Regions from separate parts of the Homo sapiens genome. Here region 1 is linked to region 2. A link is a loop called in an ENCODE intact Hi-C map of the cell type or tissue named here. Cell type or tissue: ascending aorta. All regions are shown on one strand. Links, peaks and the distances in the headings refer to the core of each region. The heading gives the core; the rest is flanking DNA. Region 1 overlaps LOC107985871 (a long non-coding RNA gene). Region 2 overlaps LOC102723739 (a long non-coding RNA gene).

Region 1 (12,196 bases), core at 3,334-8,333, 110 kb after region 2:
GTTCAACATGAGATTTGGGTAGGGACACAAAGCCCCACCATACCATTCCACCCTTGGCCCCTCCCAAATCTCATATCCTCTCACATTGTAAAATATAACCATCCCTTCTCAACAGTCCCCCAAAGTCTTAACTCATTCCAGAATTAACTCAAAAGTCCAAGTCCAAAGTCTAATCGGAGACAAGGCAAGTCCCTTCCACCTATGAGCCTGTAAAATCAAAAACAAGTTAGCTACTTCCAAGATACAATGGGAGTACAGGCATTGGGTAAATACTCCATTTCCAGAAAGGAGAACTCAGCCACAACACAGGGGCTACAGGCCCCATGCAAGTCCGAAACCCAGCAGGACGGTCATTAAATCTTAAAGCTCCAAAATAATCTTGACTCTGTGTCTCACATCCAGGCCATGCTGATGGAGGGGGTGGGCTTCCAAGGCCTTGGGCAGCTCTGCAGGGTACATCCCCTGTGGCTGCTTTCATGGACTGATGTGAGTGCCTGTGGATTTTCCAGGTACACAGTGCAAGCTGGGGTCTGGAGGAGGATGACCTTCTTTTCAGAGCTCCACTAGGCAGTGCCCCAGTGGGGACTCTGTGTGGGGGCTCCAACCCCACATTTCCCCTTTGCACTGCCCTACTAGATATTCTCCATGAAGGCTCTGCCCCTGCAGGAGACTCCCGCCTGGACATCCAGGCCTTTCCATACATCCTCTGAAATCTAGGTGGAGGTTCCCAAGCCTCAACTCTCATCCTCTTTGTACTTGCAGGCTTAACACCACATGGAAGCCACCAAGGCTTGTGGCTTGCACTCTCTGGAGCAGCAGTCTGAGAAGTATCTGGGGCCCTTTTGGCCACAGCTGTAGCTGGAGCAAGTGGGATGCAGGGTGCCATGCCCCAAGGCTGCACAAAGCAGCAGGGCCCTGGGCCTGGCCCCATGAAACCATTTTTCCCTCCTAGGCCTCCAGGCCTGTGATGGGAGGGGCTGCCCCAAAGGTCTCTGGAATGCCTCATAGGCATTTTCCCCATTGTCTTGACTGCTAATATTTGGCTCCTCTTTACTTATGCAAATTTCTGTATTGGGCTTGAATTTCTCCCCAGAAAATGGGTTTTTCTTTTCTACCACATGGCTAGGCTGCAAATTTTCCTATCTATCTTTTATGCTTTGCCTCCCTTTTCAGGTCATTTCTTTGTTTATGCAGATGAGTTAGGCTTTTGGAAGCAGCCAGGCCACATCTTGAGCACTTTGATGCTTAGAAATTTCTTCTGCCAGATACCCTAAATCATCTCTCAAGGTCAAAGTTCAACAGATCCCTAGAGCAGGAGCACAATGCCACCAGTCTCTTTGCTAAAGCATAGCAAGAGTGACCTTTACTCCAGTTCTCAATAAGTTCCTCATCTCCATCTGAGACCTCATCAGCCTGGCCATCTCTGCCCATATCACTATGAGCATTTTGGTCAAAACCATTAAACAAGTCTCTAGGAAATTCCAAACATTTCCTCATCTTCCTGTCTTCTTCTGAGCTTTCCAAACTGTTCCACCCTCTGCCCATTATCCAGTTCCAAAGCTGCTTCCACATTTTCAGGTATCTTTGTAGTAATGCCTCACTTCTCTGGTACCAATTTTCTTCATTAGTCTGTTCTTGCATTGCTATAAAAACTACCTGAGACTGGGTAATTTATAAAGAAAGATGTTTAATCAGCTCACAGTTCTGTGGGCTGTAAAGGCTTCTGCTTTTGGGGAGGCCTCAGGAAACTTACAATCATGGCAGAAGGTAAAGGAGAAACAGGCACACCTTCACATGGCCAGCAGGAGAAGGGCAGCGGAAGTGCTACATGCTTTCAAACAACCAGATCGCCTGAGAACTCTATCATAAGGCAGCACTGTGGGGATGGTGCTAAACCATTAGAAATCACCCTCATGATCAAATCACCTCTCACCAAGCCCCACGTCCAACACTCAAGATTACAATTTAACACGGGATTTGGGTGGGGACCCAGAGCCAAACCATACTATGCACTAACTCATTTAAGCTGTTGTTATCTTAATCATGGGCTCACTGTAGAATGGGAGTGGTAGGAAGAAACATTAAGTGAGTGGTCATAATGGTGGCTTAGAATTCAAACCCATTCCATGTGACCCCTCACCCATGCTTGGCAAATTAAATCCATGATAATCCAAAGGGTTTCAAAATCGATTTTTTTTAGGTCTAACCGTTTCCTTCCCATTCTTATCATTTCCTCTTCCCTTAAAGCAAATTCCCTTTATTCTTACCACCCACTAGAATGGAGACTTGAAATTAGGTTCTTTCAGCTTGCCAAATGATAAACAGCTCTCTCAAATTAAGCCACATCTCATCCAGAGAGAAGGCAATAAAAATAGTGATTTATGTGGTTGAGAGTACAGTGAGACGTTTTTATAGCATCACAGATGGTTTTCCAAATTGCAGAGCAGCTTTATTTCTTTCTGCATATCTCAGTTTCTCAGTCCACAATTTGAAAATAATAAAGCTGCCCTCTTCCTACTTCTTGGGTGAATTGGTTAAATCATGAAAATCTATAAATAAAAGCACTTTGAATCCTAGAGAGAAGAGTCAAATAATAAAATAATCCCATTTTTCATCCATATGATGAAATTATATAAGGTCCCCCATATAATGGGGGACCTTATATAATGAGAAGGCTAGGCATATTGCTATGTTTGTGGGCAAATGATCTGGCCCAGAGAACACCTGACTCCTAGGAGTGTCAAGCTGGGGAAGAGGACTCAAGTATATACACAGTACCGTTATTTCAGATGTATCTTTGATAGCTCTAAAGTAACTACTGGAAACACCTATAGGGTGGCATGATAAGATAACTGAGATTTACATTTATACTTTACTACTCCCATTGGTTTTAAAAAACAAGACTGCTTGAGTTTGGTTTTCATCATGGCGGCTTCAGTCTTAGCCCAGGCTCTCCACATACTCTCTGTTCCAACTTCGACCCTAGGTGTACATGAGATCCATTCTCAGCACCTCTGGGCCCATTCCCTTCTACCCAAGCCAGGAGTGCTGGGTGCTGAGATTTAACAATCCAGATCAGAAGCGGCACCATGCAGTGTTGAGAACACAGGCCCTGGAGCAAGTCTGCTGCGTGTGAATCCCAACTCGCCTCTCTGACCTGGCATATCTCCTTATCCGTGATATGGGCATGGCACTAACATACCTACTCATAGGACTCTGGGGACAGTTAAACGAGACAGGGTCCATAAAGCACTTAGCTCACTGCCTGGTACAATAAATGGTGACTACTTTTTATAGGCAATTGTGAGAAACATGGTGAATGTGGGCAGGGTAAAATAGTTGGATTGGTGCTTCTTCTGCAGGTGGCATTCAACTCTTTTTGTGTTTGTTTGTATTTATTTTTCTTATAGCAAATTTCCTTTTTTAAACTGTGACCAAACAAATAGAATGATTGCTATGGTTTTACAATTTGCATGGCTGAATGAATATACCTTTGATAGTTTTTTTTATCATGTTTCTAATTGTTAGAAAAAAATTCTTTTTTCCTCTTCTGGGATTTCAGGGCATTACATTGGAAAATAGGTATTAAACTGATATGGGACAGAGGCCATGGCATATATCCTACAAAATCTGTATCTACACTCTTATATTATACTTACTTGCCCATATCTTTGAACTTGGGGCCAATCATAAGATCCTACATTCTAGTTACCAGAAAAAGAACATAGTAATTGAGTATGTAATTGAATATTGTTGGCTGGGAGTGGTGGCTCACGCCTGTAATCCCAGCCCTTTGGGAGGCCAAGGTGGGCGGATTACTTGAGGCCAGGAGTTTGAGACCAGCCTGACTAACATGGTAAAATCCTGTCTCTACTAAAAATTCAAAAAAATTAGTCGGGGGTGTTGGTGTGTGCCTGAAATCCCAGCTACATGGGAGGCCGAGGCAGGAGAATTGCTTGAACCTGGGAGGTGGAGATTTCAGTGAGCCAAGATCGCACGACTGCACTCCAGCCTGGGCAACAGAGCAAGACTCTGTCTCAAAAAAAAAAAAAAAAAAAAAAAAAAAGTTTATGGGTGAGTATTGAGCTAAGTGCATTATCCCATTCAATCCCCAATCTTATGAAGCAAATACTATCATTAGCCCTATTTTACAGATGTGGAAAGTGAGCCTTAGAGAAGTAAGTAATTGCCATAAGTCACACATCTGAGAAATAATGAAGTGAAAATTTGAACCAAAAGCATCTGGATCCAGAGCCTATGTTTTAGGAACTTGCTGTGGCTTTGATGCATCAGAATGTGGGAGCTGCAGGCCTGCGTGGACTAGTCTTGGACTCTTAACTGCTCTGCCATCCCACAGCAGCTGATAGGTTCATATGAAGCCACTGGCAACTGGTGCCAAGTTACCAGTAAGAAAATCAGACATTTTGATCTATCTATCAATTGGAATGTGCATGTCCAGAATAGATCTAGATATTTTTTAAAAAGCATTCAATGCCTAATTTTTAAACAAACTGCACATGCGAAGAAAATGCCCATGCATTTCTTTAAGCAGAAATATAAGTTAGTGAATTTGTTTCTTCTTGATAAAATGGTTAGAATTTGCTTAGAAATTCCTTTTATCATAAAAGTAAAAATTATCAGCTTTAACCTTCTCATTTGTCTCCTACTGCTTCTTTTCTTGTTCTTTATTCTCATCCATCCCCTTCTCTGTCTTTGCCTCTACTCTTCCTCTATTCCTTCATAAGAATCTAAACAACTCCTTTAAACATCAATTCAAATGTTCTTCCCTTGGATAGAGATCACTTCCATCCCCTTCATAACTAGCTGGGCCTAGTACCTTTGGGTTAGCAATTTTGCCAGAGATGTTGGAGAAAAAGGGGGTAGCATTTCCTCTTGAAAATCCAGCCTGCAAGGCATTTACAATCTCATGCTGGTTTCGTAAGGCCCTGCTGTCCCTCCAGAATAGAGGCCCACAGCACTCACTAGGTACCAGGCATGGTGAACTTGCTTGCCCAAGCTCTCTAGTAGGTGGCAGATTTACCCAGGTCTGCCTGACTTTAGAGCCTATTCTTTTAATCATTGTACCTTACTGTCTTTATAGACAAGGTCAGGCTCTCTATGCTTCTGTGAGATAATTTTCCCTAGGAGTGTAAATAGTTACTATAGAGACACTAGATGCCACCTGCTATAGCCCTCAGAAGTGGCATCAGACTATGCCTGGGCTTTCTGTTTTAAGGACAAGGAAGAATGAGTGTGACAGTGAAAGGTTGTATTTGTAAAGGCTGGAAGAGCAGAAATCCCCAAGTGCTAGAGAAAAGAATGTGGACAAGTGTATGGTATCCAATCATAGTATGTTAGAGCTGAGTTGGGCTTTAAAGATGATCTCCTCTAACCCCTTTATTTGCAGTTGAAGACGTTGAGGATCTGAGACATTAAGTGAATTGTCTGAGGACACACAGCCAGTTTCTTAGATGCAGAGCCAAGGATGAATTTTTTTCATTCAGACTAAGCTGTTTTTTGCAGTCCACCTTTACTCTACTTGGGGTTCATTTCTTTTTAAGAAGTCTCAAAGATTAGAAAATTGAGTCATTTTGAGCAATATAATGTCATATTGTACAATTCTGCTGAAAGTAATTTTAATAGCAATGCCGGCAGATCTCCCAAATCCATGGGTTTCAAAATATTTCCGCCTTTTGCTAAGCTAATATATAGAATTTCAAAACCATATTTATACCACATACAATTTCCAAAGAGCTGGGCAATTTCCTATAAAAACTCAGCTGTGCACTGATTGCCAAGTTGGAAAACTCAGGGTTTCCTGGCAACACCCACTTGGGCTCTAGGGAATGCAAGCTTCTCAGCAAACAACCTCTCCTGACTTACGAGCTCCATCGGCAGCCACGACCCGAGTCACAGCGGCCCTTTCTGATGTTCTTGTCTCTGTCGCTTATGTTTCTCAAGAACCTGTAATCTTGCCTTAATCCCTCACCAGCTGAATACCTCCTACATGCTAAACTCCTGGAATGAAAGGTCCACATTTCTCTCATGCTAGGAGTTTGGGACCAGAATTCAGATGAACTCATTGCTAGTACTGGTTCAAAAGCTAATGAGCCCTCTAGATTCCCAGGTCCTTAGTTTCCTCATGGGTAAAATATAGACAATAACTCCTACCTGTTCATCTTTCAGGGCTTTTCCGAAGATTTTCAACATCTGAAATTCACAGGATCATGGAGACGAACTAAACCATCATGGAGACTAACTAAACCAGATGCATCTAGCCCCTCATGTTAGAGTTGAGAAAACAGAAACCCAGGGTTTGGGGACTCCCTTGAAGTCATCAAGTTCCTGTTGATGGCAAAATCAGGACCAAGCTTCTGATCCTCCCAAATATTCCTTCACTTCTCAGTGCTGCCTGTGATGAGAAAGATCAAAGCATGCATACAATTATAAATCATGACACAGAGGCAACATGCAATTATTTAGGTACTAATTAATAGACTGTGTACCAAGTCAGCACTAATGAAATTTTTCATGCCTTGACAGGGTAGTAGCTTGTCAGGAATTTCTGAAGATGAAAAAACTATTCATCTTAGGACAAATCCTTCTCCTTCCAGTAAATACAAGGAAAGGAGGAAGTGTAACCAGGGGTATTTAAGCTCAGCCTCCTCCAGCAGCCATCTGCTGCTGCTTTTTTTTTTTTTTTTAAATGTTATTGAGATGTAATTTACGTACCATAAAATTCACCATGTTAAGGTGTGCAGTAGTATATTCACAAGGTTGTGTAACTATCACTACCCTCTAATTCCAGAACATTCTCATCATCCTGTTGCTTTTTGAATGTCAGTATTGTCAGCTCGAGTACAGCTTCACTCACATGTGGCTCTCAGTTGTATTCTGTAGTGTTCATCTTGACCCACATGATCAGATGCCCCAAGTTCACTCTGTATTTGAAGAGCTCCGTGTCTACTAAAGGTCTGATTCCCTACTGCGGGCCAATAGTAGGAATGAGATGGTCACTAAGCGTCAAAATAAGCACTAGCAATGAGAACCTGAAAAGCAAAACTCAGCCACCAAGGCTAATTTTCAGGGCAAAAAGAGGAGAAAATTTCCTAAGCCAAGAGTGGGTAGAACTGGAAGTGGGAAGTGGGGCTGGTTTAAGGACGGTGGAGGGTTCTCCAAAGTGCCACTCTGTCCTGCCTTAGAGCTCATATGCATGCTGGATCATCCTCCACCCCTATCACATCCCCCATTTTTGCTTCATCTAAGCCCCCTGGGATGCTGGAGCACCCACTGCAGGAGGCGCCCGAACTTCCCTTATCACAGTCCATCTCACCTGTGCACACCGTGATTACCTGCTGACTTGTCTGCATTCCTGAATAGACCGGAAGCTTCAAAAAGGAAGAAACCCTGCCTTTTTGGTTACTTATTCACCCTGCTTCTCAGCATCCTCTGGCACTATCTCAGTAAAGATTTCTTGAACAAGTTATTAATCTGGCCACAAGCCCAAATTTCTTTCTATATCCCTCTAATGCTCAAATTAAAGTTTGAGTGTGAGAATGTACCCGAGCCTCACACAGTTATTTATGGTGGATACACAAAATAATAATAATCCTGGGTCAAAGCTGCTTTCCTGTAGCTTTCACTAAATAGTCTTCATTCTGATCCAAAGACCAAGAGAGAATACATCTTTTCCCTATTCTCTGTGGTACCCCTTTAGGTATGTGACATGAGCTGTCATGTCCTCTGTACCTTTTATTCTCTGAGTTAACCAACTGTACTTCCTTCAACAATTATGCATGACATATGAATTATTTACTCATTTATTCAACAAATATCTTACGGCATGGTCTATGTATAAAGCACTGTGCCAGGGCAGTGGGGGTGAGCAAAGGCATGGCACAGACCCTGCCCTAAAGAAGTCTATGGTCCACCATGGTTGTGCTCTTCCCACTTTCTGGGGTTTCTTGAATTGGTCAATGTCCCTTTCCAGATGTGGTTTCCTGAAGTGGACAATGTATTTCGAAGTAGTCTGACCAACACAGAATTCAGAACTATAACTCATGATCTAGATCCTCTGCTTCCAAAAACTTTTGATTGTTCATGTTATTCTTAGATAAATGCTCAGGGTGTACTAATCGTGTGTGTGTGTGTGTGTGTGTGTGTGTGTGTGTGTGTGATGTAAAGAGACATTTGGCTAACATTTTTGTAAGATGCTTGTTCTTTATGCTTAAACCAAATATGTGGTAGTATTTCTGGTGATCAAATCCTTACACATCCTTATCTTGAGTCCCTCTCCTGCTCCAAAAACCTCTTAGGAATAGGCGGATTGCAATCTTCTTCATATCAAACTGAACTCATAAGAATGGACAAATTCTTTTAAAAAACAACCCAGGATATTTTGCACTGCCGCTAATGGTTCTTTATGATGTTTCTGAAAATAATTGGAAGGGAAGCATGGACATCTGGCATGTGAATGAAGCTGTTTCTAATTAGGAGGGCTGTTTGTCTTCAAAGCAGAGTGAGCACTGGGGTACTCTTGGATGTGCTCTTCTTTGATGATGCTTGCTCAGGGCCTGGCAGCCTCCAACCTTCACCTATTTGAAGCCTGGGGTCCGTGGGTAGGGGGTAGGCCACCTCCTTTTAGCTTCTGCCCTAAATAACTTTGGTCCTTAAATTCCTTCAGGCGTTGGGCTTTTAACTTTGGTGTTTGCTTTGAAGCTAAAAAATGTGATTTTTTGTTGTTGTTGTTATGCTGTTTCCTGGGTACTTTCCATCTGTGCTGTAGACAGTATCACCAGGAGCCAGAAGGTCAGCAGAAGAGAAAGTGCCTCTCATCCGTGACAGCTGGGATAAATGTGGGAGAACTCAGTCAGACTTGGGTGGTCAGGAGACCCAGGAACAACTCCAGAAAAAGCGGAGTGCCCCTGAGAGTCATTCTGTTTTCTACTCCTTTTTTTTTTTTTTTTTTTTTTTTTTTTTTGAGACAGAGTTTTGCTCTTGTCGCCCACGCTGGAGTGCAGTGGCGCGATCTCGGCTCGCTGCAACCTCCGCCTCCTGGGTTCAAGTGATTCTCCTGCCTCACCTCCTGAGTAGCTGGGATTACAGGTGCCCACCACCATGTCCAGGTTATTTTTGTAGTTTCAGTAGAGACGGGGTTTCACCATGTTGTCCAGGCTGGTCTCGAACTCCTGACTTCAGGTGATCCACCCACCTCGGCCTCCCAGACAGAGTGTTGGGATTTCAGGTGTGAGCCACTGCCTTGTTTGCTACTCCTAATATAATTTGTAGAAGGTGTTGTGCTGAGGACACACTGGTCATTTCACTGTTTAATATTTTCTAGTAATTTTTCTTTTAAACAGGTAAATACTTACCTGTTTAATATTTTCTGGTAATTTTATCTTTTTTTTTTTTCTTTTTTGAGACAGAGTCTCACTCTGTCGCCCAGGCTGCAGTGCAGTGGCGCGATCTCGGCTCACTGCAAGCTCCACCTCCCGGGTTCACGCCATTCTCCTGCCTCAGCCTTCCGAGTAGCTGGGACTACAAGCGCCCGCCACCACGCCCGGCTAATTTTTTTTGTGTTTTTAGTAGAGACGGGGTTTCACCGTGTTAGCCAGGATGGTCTCAACCTCCTGACCTCGTGATCCACCCGCCTTGGCCTCCCAAAGTCCTGGAATTACAGGCGTGAGCCACTGCGCACAGCCAACATCTCCTTATTTAGCCAGTATTAGGCACCAAATATGTGCCAGGCACTTTAAACTTTAGAAAGAACAATTCTCATAAGTGTCTTAAAAAGCATCTGTAGTTTCCTGTTCTCTACATGGTTCCCAACGCACATACTGTGGCTCACTAACATTGCCCTGGATATAATGACCCCTCTCTGAGGGCAGTTGAGGTCGGGAACTTTAGAAACCTCCCGAGTGTTGTTTCTTATCCTAGGAATTCGTGGGCATGGAAGACAGGTCTTGAGAAGGCTGTTGCCATGAACTCCCCACTGTATTTCTAGAAATTCCATATAGAACCCTGTGATACCTATAGCTATGTCTGAAAATCAGTGTTCTTAGTGAAAATAGAATTAATCTTAAAAAATGGTTACACGGACATTTTTTTCTGATTGCAATGTTCTCACCAAAGATATTCTTTGTTACATATCCTCAACCAAAGAAATCTGGAAAAAAGAAGCACAAACTAAGAGATTAAAATCATCTACAATTCCATCATGCAGAGGAAACTACAGGTAAAATGTTGCTGTATACATCTCTTAATCTTTCTAGATCTGTTTTGTTAAACAACAGTTTTATAGCCTACTTTTTATGTAACAATATATTATGAACAATATATTTTTCCAGGCCATTGCCTTTTCTTCTGTGGTATAATTGTAATGGCTGCATAGTATTCCATTGTATGTATGTATCATTATTGATTTCACTAACTGCATACTATTAGACTTTCACATTATTCCCATTTTTTTTTCACAAAAATATACTGGGTTAAAAATTATTGTTTCTAACTCTTTATTCCCATTCATTATTTCCTTATAATAATTCCCAGAAGTAGACTTTCTGGGTAAAAAGATAAGCCAAAATTTAAGCCTTTTGAAATGTACATAGAGAAGCCTCGGGTTTTGAGTAGAAAGGTCTTTGTCCCTAGCTCTAACCCAACTGTGTGACCTTGGGCCTAACTACTCCATCTGTTAAATGGGGAGCATGGTCATACGCCCCACTGCATTTCAACAGCTGATTCTGACAAGATACCGCTGACTGTCTGCCCAGCAGCCATTCTTCACTTCATTCCAACAAACCCTGATTTTTTTCAAATATTCACCCCTTCCCCATTGCAGTCTTTGTACTTCCAGGTTAGGCCTAAATTGTCTAAGTATAATCTCATCCCCCTGCCAGTGAGAGGTTCAGGAATAGGCATATGGACCAATTAGGTTTAATAAGATTTATGGGGAAGTTTGCTGGGGCTTCTGGAAAATTCTCCACCTTTAAGAGAGAGCCATAGGAAAAGAGAGTCTCTCCCTCTGGATGTTGTCAAGCTTGGCCCTATTATTGCAATAGCCATGTTATCCCCAGCCTGAGAATTAAACTGAACACAGATGAGGCAGAGCTGAGAATCCCAAGGAAATGGGATTGGAACTGCTGAATTAGGCAAACTTGAAGCTTGCCCTGCCTCTAAATTTCCAGTTATGAGGGCGAATTCTGATGGCGTACACTCTTGGAATCAGTTAACTTTAATTTATAACCGCAGTTCTGATCATCATCTGTTTAATTTTCTTTCTTAATTATAGTAAATGTTTTTTTCTTTCATGGGCTTTCCTTCCAACTTCTTGTATCCTTCGCTTTCCCAATTTTGAAAAAAAAAAAAAAATGATGCCTCAAGGGAATATTTGAGTGAAAAGGATAGGCCTTAAGCCAACAGTTCAGAAATGACTCATTTAAATCTGCAGAACTGAGAGAGCCCAACCCAGGCCTTCCAGTTTGGTCATAGAATCAGAAGATTTTTCAAGTCGGAAGGAACCTTGATGCTCAACAAGTCCTAATCCCATTTTGTAGATGAGGAAACTGAGGTTCAGAAAGATATTATGAAAGTGCCAGACAGCTGGGTACTCCCCAGGCAGCACCTTCACAAGACTTACCTGGTACCCCAATTTGACTCCTGTCATATTTCAGTGGGGGGGATTTAAGCCAAAATATATCACAATTGGTTCTTTGAACCCTTTGTTTCCTGGCAAATCAAAGTTCCTCATTTGTAGTAAGAACTCAAAGAGCAATGTTCCTATCACCACACTGGAAGTCCAGTCTTCTTTTAGACCTCACTAGTGATTTCTTTCTAGAAGTCCCTAGGGAAAGTCCTCACAAATAATCCAGACTTCTCTCTGCAGTGCCTGTGCTCTTGGTCTGCACCCCTTGCTACCTTCTGCTACTTCAATTATTATTTCTTCGTACTCCTTGCTCACAATCCAGGCTGCTGTCAACTGCCCCCCACCCCCGCCCCCCCCACCCAGTGCAACTCTATCTCTGCTCAGCCGGTGAGCCATTGTCCAGGTTCCTTCTGGCTGTCCCTGGATTGCCACTTATTCATGTTCTTTTCCCTTTCTAGCATGAAGAAAAACTCCTGTTCCATGGCAGCTGATTTCTCCCAGGAGATCTGGGCCTCTGGTGGGCAAATTGCTGCTCTCTTCCCCAGCAAGCTTCTC
Region 2 (12,196 bases), core at 2,701-7,700:
CTTCAGGTGATCCGCCCACCTGGGCCTCCCAAAGTGCTGGGATTACAGGCGTGAGCCACTGTGCCTTGCCTGTTCTTTTATTTTTATTTGCTATTATTATGTAATAGCTGATATATGCAAAATAATGTGAGTATCACACAGTTAAGGGATGAGGCATAGTAATAACAGGAAGAACACCTGTGAGTCGTCCTTAAACTAGAACATGATCAATATCATTGCTGTAGCTGGTGGGCTCCTTTCCTATGCCATCCCCTGCAAGTCCCTAGAAGTAACCAGCTTTCCGAATTTTATTTCTATAAAGCCCTGGTTAAAATAATAATTTAGCACATATGTAGATAACCTTAAGAAACATATTATTTGATTGTGTCCACTTTATCAGAATGGTATTATGCTACATGCAGTCTTCTTTTCATTTGCTTTTTTTCCACTCAGTATTTTGTTTCTAAGATTCATCCATGTTGCATGTAGTTCATTATTTTCACTACTGTCTCTAGCATTTTATTGTGTGAGTAGTTATAAATAATTGTTTATTCTTTCTCTGAACACTTTGGACACTTGGGTTGTTTCTGGTTGTTATTTTGATATTGCTGTGAACATTCCCATACGTAAATCACATGCAAGAATTTCTCTAGGGTTATACTTAGAAGTACAACCACATGAATTTGTGCACGTGTGCGAGGGTTTCTCTAGGGTAGGATTGCTAGGCTATAAGGTATATGAATATATTTAACTTATTTTTTCTGAGGGGTTATACCAATTTAGACTCCTGCCAAGAGTGAATAAAGATTCCAGTTGAATCATACTCTTTCCAAGTTCTTTTTCTTTTTTTTTTTGTTTTTTTTGAGACAGGGTGTGGCTCTATCGCCCAGGCTGGAGCACAGTGGCATGATCTCAGCTCACTGCAACCTCTGTGCGGGCATTTGTTCTGCAGACCCTCACCCAACAACGGATGAGTAATGTACACTGACACAGATACTCTGCCTGTCAGTCCAGCTAAGGGTCTGGGCCCCTCACAGACACCAAGGAAGGTTCTGTAAAGAGTAGCAGCCATGGCTCCATTCAGTCAGCGAAGCTCACATTTATTCAGTATAGATTAGATGACAAAGGTCTTGAGTAAAAACCACTAGAGGGTAATTGACATTGCTGACCTCCTGAGTAGAGAGCAATCATGCATCTGTGGTTGACCAAATGTTGGTCTTAGGACCACATGAATAAACAAGCTATTTAGATAAACTACTCTACATTCCTATGTATCCATGCCCTGAGCTTTTAAGAGAATTCTGCCTTCAGCCAAACACTTTATGCAGACCTCCAGGCCTTCCAAGAGGGTTTGCGTTTATTTCCCATAATTTTACAATTTCTCCCACCATCCTGACTGAACCCCCACACCTCTGCATCCCAGGTTCAAGCCATCCTCCCACCTCAGTCTCCCAAGTAGCTGGGACTACAGGTGTGCACCACCACACCCAACTAGTTTTTTGTATTTTTTGTAGAAATGTGGTTTCGTCATATTGCCCAGGCTGGTGTCGAATTCATGAGCTCAAAGCGATCTACTTGCCTTGACCTCACAAAGTGCTGAGATTACAGGCCTGAGCCACTGCGCCCAGCCCAAGTTTTTGACAATATCAGCCTTATTAATTTGTGCCAATCCAGTGGGTAAAAAGTAAAGTCCCACTGGTATCTTAGTGTCTCTGCGATTACTAATGAGGTTGTGTATTCTTTTATATATTTATGGGCTATTCATATTTTCTGCTCTGTGAACTGTGTATTTATTAACTTATTTATTGAACTTTGAAAAGATTTTAAAAAATACATCATCTTTATGTAGATTATATTGGTTATATATATTGCAAATATCTTCTCCTACATTGTTGCTTTTCTGATCACTTTCTTCATGGGGTCTACTGTTAAACAGAAGTTCTTAATTTGAATGTAGCCAAATTTATTATTTTTCTTTCATAGTTTTGTGTTTTCTTTAAGAAACCTTCACCTCTCTGATGTTCTAAAGATATTCTCCCATGTTGCCTTCAAAAGTTTTAGAGTTTTGCCTTGTGTATTTAAATCTTAAATCTGCTAGCATTTGATTCTTCTGCATGGTGCAAAGCAGGGATTAGTCACAGTATTTTCCCCCCCATGTAGGTAACCAGTGGCCTTGCACTATTTATTGAAGAGTTCATTGTTTCCTTGTCATCCGCAGTGCCTTCTCTTCCATCCTCAAGTACCCACCCTTCTCTCTTTCTCTCTGTCTCTGTTTCTCTAGTCTGTTCCATTGGGCAATTTGTCTATTTCTGTGCCAGTACAGCACTGTCTTTGTTATTTTAGCTTTGGAATAAGTCTTGATATTCCTTTTCAGGAGTGCTTTATTTACTCTTAGGTCTTTGTTCCTCCATATAATTTGAGAACTAGGCCGGGTGCAGTGGCTCACACCTGTAATCCCAGCACTTTGGGAGGCTCTGGTGGGAGAACTGGTTGAGCCCAGGAGCTCGAGACCAGCCTGGGCAATGTGGCAAGATAGACATAGACACGTCGTTATAAGACCATGTGTAAATATAACAAACATGAAACACTGGGGGAAGTTAGGGAAAGTATTAGATAAGGTAACATGTATGAAGATCCTCAATGAACAAAGATTCTGTATTCTGGCTTCAGATGTAAAAACCCTGTCTGTCCCATTTTGTCAAACCCCTTAGGGCCGAAAGTAACTACCAAGGGTACCCTCATTGAAACCCAAGGGGGGTTCAGTGATTCCACAGTTGGATCAGTTTGCCCTGGACCTATAAATCTAAACCAGCGTGCCCATCTATTTTTCTTTTGTATTCAAACATGGACATCAGCTCACAGCATCTCTTCTAGTATTCTGTTCACCTACATCCAGAATGTTTTGTAGATCTGTGTTGTCTTTCTCTGATAGACCTAATTAGAATCTCCTCAGTTTTTCATGAAGCCAATTCTACCAATTTTGCAAGCTCAATTTTCAATAGCTTTGCCTTCATGGTTTTATTCAATTCTGTACCAAATGTTTTGGGTCATACTTCAATAATGAATGAGTGCCTGTTATGGTGCTAGACACTTCATGGTGTGTGTTTTGGTGCTAGACGCTTTTAGAGAATACAGAGTCAAGGCATTTTGAGTTAGGTTGGCCTGGGTTCAAGTCTTGACTCTGCCGTATAAGCTGGGTGACTTTGGGTCAACCATTTAGTATTTTTTAAATAATTTTTATTTTTATTTCAATAGTTGGGGTACAGTTTTTGGTTACATGGATAAGTTCTTTAGTGGTGATTTCTGAGATTTTGATGCACCTGTCACCCAAGGAGTGTACGCTGTACTCAATATGTAGTCTTTTATCCCTCACGCCCCTACCACCCTTCCCCCAGAATCCCCAAAGTCCATTATATTGTTCTTATGCCTTTGCATCCTCATAGTGTAACTCCCACTTATGAGAATATATTATATTTGGTTTTCCATTCCTGAGTTACTTCACTTAGAATAATGACCTCCAGCTCCTTCCAAGTTGCTGCAAAAGGCATTATTTTGTTCCTTTTTATGGCTGAGTAGTATTCCATGTTGTATATATACCACATTTTCTTTAACCACTTGTTGATTGATGGGCACTTAGGTTGGTTCCATATCTTTGCAATTGTGAATTGTGCTGCCATAAACACATATGTGCATGTGTCTTTTTCATATAATGACTTCTTTTCCTTTGGGTAGATACCCAGTAGTGGGATTGCTAGATCGAATGGTACTTCTACTTTTAGTTCTTTAAGGAATCTCCATACTGTTTTCCGTAGTGGTTGTGGTAATTTACATTGCCACTAGCAGTGTAAAAGTGTTCCCTTTACACCACATTCATGCCAACATCTGTTGTTTTTCGACTTCTTAATTATGGACATTCTTGCAGGAGTAAGGTGATGTTGAACATTTTTTTTTCATATGTTTGTTGGCTGTTCATGTATATTTTTTGAGAATTGCCTATTCATGTTCTTTGCCCACTTTTTGATGGGATTATTTGTTTTTTTCTTGCTGATTTGTTTGAGTTCCTTATAGATTCCGGATATTTGTCCTTCACTGGATGCATAGTTTGCGACTATTTTCTCCCAGTCTATGGGTTGTCTGTTTAGTCTTTTGATTATGTGCTTCTTCATGTGTAACATGGGATGATAATTCTGGGTTGTAGGTGACATTACATAAGGGGTCTTGCACACATACTCTTTTAATCAAAGGAAAAACAAAAAATGTTAGTTCCAGAAATTAGAACAGAGGAAGACATCTTGCTTCTGAGATGATTATTTTTTTCTTAGAGGAGCATATGAAGTAGTGGAAGCTCAGACATTCACAGAGAACATGTGCTGGGAAAAAAACACATGCCAACGTAGTCCAAAGACTCGCATGTTCACTCTATTCTTATTCAGAAAGGACTTAAGATATCACTTAAAAATAAATCAAGACAACAAAGCGGATGAAAAAGCAAAGCAAAATCAAGGATGGGACATACGGTGAAGGGGGAAGGGGAAAGTGTGCAAATGCCCCCAGGGAGGCTGCTCCCTACACTTGCTTTATGGGGCCTCACATTCGATGCTGAGCTTTCCAGTGGCCACCACCAACAGTCATAGAGACAACTATGGATACCTGCAGTGAATGCCAAATACAGGAGAATAATCAGTGGAGGGAGGCTGGGGAGGGAAGCCTCCTTGAAAATGATGAGATTCGAGCCAGGTTTTGAAGGGTGTAAGAGCTATGTATTCCAGACAGAGGGAGCCACCCAAGCAAAATACGCAGAAGGAGAGTCAAGAGGTGGTCCTGGCATACAGGGATCCTTTGGGATAGTCTGGAGGAAGAGAAGATGACTGAGGCCTCTAATGCCAGACTTTACGCTTTCCTCAAAAGGAGCTGGTGAGTCACAGGAGAAAATGACCTGATGGGAGTGGTATTTGGAGGAAATTATCCTGGCACCACACAGCTATAATTTTCCCCTTTGCAAGTTAAAATTCATCACGGACATTTAGCAAAACGCTGTCACGCATGTCTCTCCTAATGTGGTCCACATCTGGCTCTGCCACTGGCAAATAGAGTATTTAGAAAATCTGTGCAGCATTAGTACCTAATAACCCTTTTTTAAACATAGTGAAGGAAATCGCAAACTTAGGAATGGCACATATCCTTCCAGATTAATTTAGTCCAGGTTCCCTATGTGACTTAAGAAATCCCTAGTTGCAGCTGCATCTAGTAGTCTGGACAACGGCGTGAGTGTTGAAATCCAGGGAGGTTGAGATTAATCTTAGAAATAAGAGTAAACTTAGTGATGCTCACTTTCAGTTTGCTTTCCTTGGATGTATAAAGTTTTGAGAGTTTAAAATGGCTTTAGACTTAAAAGCATTCTGCCTAAAATAATTACAGCACAACCAGCAGGGGTTTCTTTTCTAAAAGAAAGTTTTATTTGTGTAGGACGTGGACATCATGATCAGTTCAAATATTTGTATTTCAAAATTTAGGCTTGAATTTTGGCTGCATTGAGTCTTCCTTTGATGTATTTTGAGGGGCTAAAGAGCTCCTTCAGTTCCTAGAAAAACGAGGTTTGATCATTCCTCAGGGTCAGAAGCTGGCAGAAGGTAGGGACACCAAGTACTGAAGGGGCTAAGCATGTGGGGGCAGGAAAATATTTAAGGGAACATGCACTTTCTCAGCTCAAGACGCATCTCTCTTTTATAAGACTGTACATAATTTCTTCTTGACTTGAGTTAGTTTTAATCCATGTACGGTCTGTTCTCTGGAACAGCTGTTACAAGACTATGCTCCTTTCTCCCTTGGAAAAACCATGTCCTTGATAAATATTGATGGGGAAGTGGGGAGGGCAAGGCCTTATTGCATTGACTGTCATGTGTTCACTTAAATAATCCAAGCGACTGTTTTTTTGGGGGGCCATTCCCAATGGACTCTTGTGAAGCAAGTTAGATTCATTGAAAGAGGTGTTGCAAGATGAACAACAAACTCACTCCCTGGTTTGTGCCTGACTCTCCTCTGGGAGGATGATTACATTTGCAAGTAGGACAGCCACTGGAGAGAGTCCTGGTGAGAAGATCTAGATTTTGAATTCTTCTGTGCTTTGGTAAATTGTCCAAGTTGGGCTGCTCATTGTGAACCTGGGTGACTTCTTTTCTCTGTAGGAAAGTGCAAGTCAAATCTAGGTGAGATAAGAAAGTACAGAGTTTTGTAGTAATTCATTTTTTCTTAATGAAATTCAATCATTCACTTATTTGTTTATTTATTTTTATTTATTTATTTTTTCAATTTGAGAGCAGGTACTGTTTATTAACCAAACAGCTTAGAAAAATAATCATGGTAGACACCTTAGTTCATTCTTTTAATAAGTCTGTTGATCTGGTCCTCCCTGTTGCCAGGATCTCCACCTTCTACAAAGTGGGTGGCCTTTTCTTCTTTCCACCTCATGCAGAAGATAATTTGAAGGGCCACAGGAAGTTATTTGCTTCTTTGAAGCATTTTCCAACAGTATAGATCTCATGAATCAGATCCTCCATGCAGACGATGCCATATTTACCAAGAGATTGAGCAATCGAAGTGTTATCTGTCAAAGAAAGCAATTCGCTTCTTACTGATTTTGCCATAAGCACGCTTGTAGATTAGTTCATTTACTGACTTCAGATTTGGGTACTCCCATGCAATATATGGCTCTACAACCCTCAGCATGTTAATTGAAACTTTGTTGAGTTTCACAAAGGTTCCATTGAAGATTTGACGAAGGCGAAGAAGCTGCAACACCTTTCGGACCTTTGGCCTCACACCATTGATACCTCTGATCCTGATGACAAATGCCAATTTGGGTTCTTCAGGTACATAGAAGTTGCCAGCTTTTCTTGCCATCCTCGCCATTCATATTTCAGTTCTGTACATCTGCCTTTATTCCCTGTGATAGTGCTTTGCTTCTTCATAGATAAGCTTCCTCCTTGCCTTTCAAAGCATCTTTTAGGCAAACTTCTTTCAAAGGCACTTGATCTTCAGCTCTGAGAAATTCCTTCCCTTTTTCTTAAGGGTTTCTGGCATAACAGGAACCTTCTTCTTCTTCTCTTCTACATCCTCCATGGTTCCAGCTGGAAAAAGAGTTCATTCACTTATTTAACAAGTATTTATTGAGAGCCTTCTATGTGCTAGCTGCTGTGCTTGGTGGTAGGAATACTGAGAGCTATATTGACAAACACAATAAATCATAGCCCATAAACAATTGGTGTGACATCTGGCAGAGTAACAGCTCTCCAAGTATGTACCAAATGACACCCATTCCATGAAATTCTCTTGTCCCCACTGGAGAGAGAAAGAGAAAAAGGAAGAAAGAATAAAGGAAGAAGGAAAGAAAGGAAAAGCAGGGAGAATTACTTTTTCTCCAATTAGGGAAACACTGTACTCTCTGTTTTCATTGTATCATAGAATAATAAATGCTTTGGTATGTTCTTCTATAAATAATTGTGCTAGTTTTGTTTAATTTAATAGAATTCTACCTACGAATATTTTGAGAACTAGTTTTCTGTGAAACATTCTTTGAGGAAACTCAGTAGAAATTAGTGTCAAAAACTATCAGGATGGCAAAGCTGCCTTGCCATAGTTGTTGGTGGTCAAGTGTTGCTGCCACTGAGTGAAATCCACCACGGAGCTGCTAAGCCTGTCCTCTGTGGCTGCCAAACACACTTCATGCAGTGCATGGGGCTCCCTGCTGTGCACCTTCCCTGTGAGAAATGGGTCGTCCCGGCTACTCACCCACCTGTTCCAATTCATTTACTTTCATAATCCTGACTTCAAATTTACTTCATTGGTAGCATTTTCTGAAGTGCCATCATTAGAATAAAGGAACATTTTATTATTTAATTTTCTTATGACAGTAGCAAAGCATGCTTATCATAGAAACACTATAAAGTGATAGAAACTAGTAAGAGGAAATAAAAGCCCATCCAGAAATAACTACTGTTCATGTCTTGGTGAGCTTCCTCTCAATGTTCTCTCCCTACCTCTATTCTCTCTCTCTTTCTCTCTCTCTCTCTCTCACATACACACATCAAAAATGAAATCATTTGAACTTTTTCCCTTAATACTATATTGTGACAGGGGCTGTCTTAGTTTTCACTATACTTGCAGTGCCTCATGCAGACAGTGACACTCTGTAACTGCCCAGTGAAGATTTGGTGAGAGGATGACCAGTTCTAAGGCCTCTGCTAGCTCTGAAACTATTTGATCTTTATCATTCTTTTTGTAAAATCATTCTTTTATTCTGTGAATCTTACATGTGGCAATTTACCGTGTTGATTTTTAAGGGATTATTAGATTTTATTTTTTAGAACAGTTTTAGATTTACCAAAAAATTGAGCTCATAGTACAGAACCTCCTCTCCCCACGTGTTCTACTATATCCCTGTTATTAACACCGTGTATTAGTGTGGAACATTTGCTGCAGTTAATGAAAAAATACTGATACAGTATTAGTAACTAAAGTTCATAGTTTACATTGAAGTCCATCTTTGTGTTGTATAGTTCTATTGGTTTAGACAAATGTATAATGTCATATATCCATCATTACAGTATCATAGAGAAGAGATTTATTGCCCTAAAAATCCCCCGTGCTTCACCGATTCATCTCTCTTCCCCTTCCGTCTCCCAACCTCTGGCAACCACTGACTTTTTTTTTTTTTTTTTTTTTTTTTACTATCTCCATAGTTTTGCCATTCCAGAATGCCATCTAGATGGAATGATACAGTATGTAACCTTTTAAGACTGGCTTCTTTCACTTAGCAATATGCATTTAAGGTTTCTTCATACCTTTTTATAGCTTCATAGCTCATTTCTTTTTATGAAAAAATCATTCCATGTATGGCTATACCACTACTTTTTATTATTATTATTATTATTTTGAGATGGAGTTTCGCTCTTGTTGCCCAGGCTGGGGTGCAATGGCGCCACCTTGGGTCACCGCAACTGCCGCCTCCTGGGTTCAAGCGATTCTCCTGCCTCAGCCTCCCGAGTAGCTGGGATTACAGGTATGCACCACCACACCCGGTTTATTTTTGTATTTTTAGTAAAGACGGGGTTTCTGCATGTTGGCCAGGCTAGTCTTGAACTCCCAACCTCAAGTGATCCTCCTGCCTCGGCCTCCCAAAGTGCTGGGATGCGTGAGCCACCACGCCCAACCACTACTACCTTTTAATTCGTTCACCTATTGAAGGCCATCCAGTTTTTGGTGATTGTGATTTTACTTATTGCAAAAACTGCTATAAACATTTGTAAGTTTTTGTGGGGACATAAATTTTAAAACCAACTGGGCAAAAACCTAGGAGCATGATTGCTGGAACGTATGATAAGGTTGTGTTTAGCTTTGGAAAAAACTGCCAAATGGTCTTCCAAAGCGGTTGTACAATTTTGCATTCCCACTAGCAAGAAACAAGAATTTCTGTTTTTCTGTGTTTTAACCGGCATTTGGTACTGTCAGTATTTTTTGTATTTTAGCCTTTCTAATAGGTGTGTAGTGTCTCACTGTTGTTTTAATTTGCAACTTCCCTAATGACACATGATACTGAGCATCTTTTCATGTGCTTCTGTATGGTTTTTTTTTTTTAAGTTGGGTATTGATTCAGGTCTTTGCTCCTTCCTTCCTTTCTTCCTTCCTTCCTTCCTTCCTTCCTTCCTTCCTTCCTTCCTACCTTCCTTCTCCCTCCCTCCCTCCTTCTTCTCCCTCCTTCTCCTCTCTCCATCTCCTTCCTTCCTTCCTTCTTCCTTCTTTCTTCTTTCTTTTACTTATGGATGTTCAATTTTTCCAACATCATTTGTTGAAAAGACTATTCTTTATTGACTGAATTGCCTTTGTTCCTTTGTCAAGGATTAGTTAACTATATTTGTGTGGGTCTATTTCTGGACTCTATTCTGTTCTAATCTATTTGCCTATACTTTCTCCAATATCAAGACATTTTGATTACTGGAGCTTGAAGTTGGGTAGTGTCAGTCCTCTTACCTTATTCTTCTTCTGTATTCTGTGGCTAATTCATAAAATAATAAATGGGTCTTTTGCCTTTCCATATAAACTTCTGCTTTTCCATATAAACTTTAGGAGCAGTTTGTTGATAGCAACACAATATGTTGCTGGGATTTTGATTTGGAGTACATTGAATCCATAAATTAAGTTGAAAATAATCAATGTTTTAACAATATTAACTCCTCCTGTTTATGAACATAGAATATCTCTAATATTTAAATACCAAATTTACAGATAAATATTTTGTAAATTTTTATACGTGTAAATTTGGATATTTATAGATGATTAAATATCATTTATTTTGATCTTTTAAAATTTATTTCTATCTTTTAAAATTTATTTCATCAGAATATTATAGTTTTCCTCACAGATCCTGTATATATATTGTTAGATTTATACCTAGGTATTTCCTTGTGTGTGTGTGCGCTAATGGAAATGGTATTGTGCTTTTAATTTCTTATTCCAATTGTTCATTGACGGTATATAGGAAAGATTTGTCTTTTATATATTAACCTTGTTTCCTGAAACTTTGTTATAATCACTTATTAGTTCCAGGAGGGTTTGTTGTTGTTGTTGTTGTTGATCTTGTTGAGTCTTTGGGATTTTCTATGTAGACAATCATGTCATCTGCAAACAAAAGACAGCTTTATTTCTTCTTTGATAATTTGTATAGTGTTTATCTCCTTATTTATTATTTCACAAATTATGACTTCCAGTGTGATTTTGAATATGAGCAGTGAGAGGAGACATCCTTGCTTTATTTGTGATCTTAGGGGGAAAGCATCTAGTTTTCCATTATTACATAAAATGTTAGCTGTGGGGTTTTTTTGTAGCTGTTCTTTATCAAGTTGAGAACCTTTCCCTCTATTTCTAGTTTGCTGACAGTTTTATCATGAATGGGTATTGAATTTTTTCAGATGCTTTTTCTGCATCTGTTGATATGATCATAAGATTTTTCTTCTTTAGGTTGTTAATGTTATAATTACATTAATTGGTTTTAAAATGTTAAGCCAAGCTTGCATACTTGGATTAAATTTCATTCAGGCATATTGTATCATTCTTTTTACATATTGTTTTATTTGATTTTCTAGTATTTTGTTGGAAGGTTTGTATCTATGTTCATGAGAGATATTGATTGGTCTGTTTTTCTTTATTACAATGCGTTTATCTGGTTTTGGTGTTAGGGTAATGCTGGCCTCATAGAATAAGTTAAGAAGGTTCCTTCTGCTTTTATTTTTTAAAGAACTTGTAGGGAATTGTTATTTCTTTAAAAATGGTAAAATTTATTGGTGACATTTGGGCATGGTGCATTCTTTTTTTTGGAAAGTTATTAATTGTTGATTAAATTTCTTTAATAAATATAGCCCTATTCAGATATTCTATTCTTCATGTGTGAGTTTTGGTATTAATAGTTTGTGTCTTTCAAAGAATTGGTCCATTTCTACCAAGTTACCAAATTTGTGAGCATAGAATTGTTCATACATATTTAAAAGTATCATTTAAATGTCCATGGGATTAGTAGTATTGATCCCTCTTTCATTTCTGATGTTAGTAATCTGTGCCTTCTCTTTTTTGCTCTTGGTTAGCTAAGCTAGAAGTTTATCAGTTCTACAGACATTTTCAAAGAACCAGATTTTGGTTTTGTTGTTTTCTCTATTAATTTGTTTTCAATTTCATGATTTCTATTCTAATTTTTATTATTTTACTCTTTATGCTTGTTTTAGGTTTATATTGCTCTCCTTTTTTAAGTTTCCTAATGTGGGATCTTAGATGATTGGTTTTAGATCTTTCTTCTTTCCCAATATATGGATATAATGCTATAAATTTTTCTATTTTTTTTAGCATATCAATCACACATCTTAAAAATTGTTTTCTAGTAGTTACCCTAGAGTTTGCTATATACATTTACAACTGATCAAGTCTACTTTCCAATAATAGTATACTGCTTCCTAGGTAGTGCAGTTTTGTTATAACAGAATATTCAAAGTTCTTTCCTTCCTTCCCTTATAACATTGCTGCTGTTTACTTTACTTATACATACATTATAATCACCCAGTACATTGTTACTATTAGTACTCTGAACAAATTGTCATCTATTAGATCAGTTAAGAATAAGAAAAATGAAGAATGTTACTTTCTTCTTCATTTGTTCCTTCTCTGGTGCTCTTCC

What was found. Peaks named below come from ENCODE experiments on the same cell type or tissue, not always from the same donor. Only the 100,000 strongest peaks of a DNase experiment are listed, where the experiment ranks them.
Region 1: it touches region 2 in a loop (2.4-fold over the local background); 3 of 110 quality-filtered maps call a loop at or near these places.

Annotation. Positions count from the first base shown.
Region 1 is chr2:38,116,201-38,128,396 of GRCh38, reverse strand. LOC107985871 (a long non-coding RNA gene) reads left to right here. Exons shown (of 4, transcript XR_007086290.1): 3 at 10,162-10,234. Among named protein-coding and RNA genes, the nearest start is that of CYP1B1-AS1, 8.8 kb to the left of the region's middle. In ascending aorta, for the core only: no CTCF peak of the experiment used is centred there; a DNase peak (open chromatin) is centred at 5,856; H3K27ac peaks cover 396 bases.
Region 2 is chr2:38,226,470-38,238,665 of GRCh38, reverse strand. The region is part of intron 1 of LOC102723739 (a long non-coding RNA gene); the gene reads left to right. It also overlaps the pseudogene RPL7P12. Among named protein-coding and RNA genes, the nearest start is that of CYP1B1-AS1, 100 kb to the right of the region's middle. In ascending aorta, for the core only: a CTCF peak has its summit at 4,758; a DNase peak (open chromatin) is centred at 4,845; H3K4me3 peaks cover 778 bases; H3K27ac peaks cover 1,335 bases.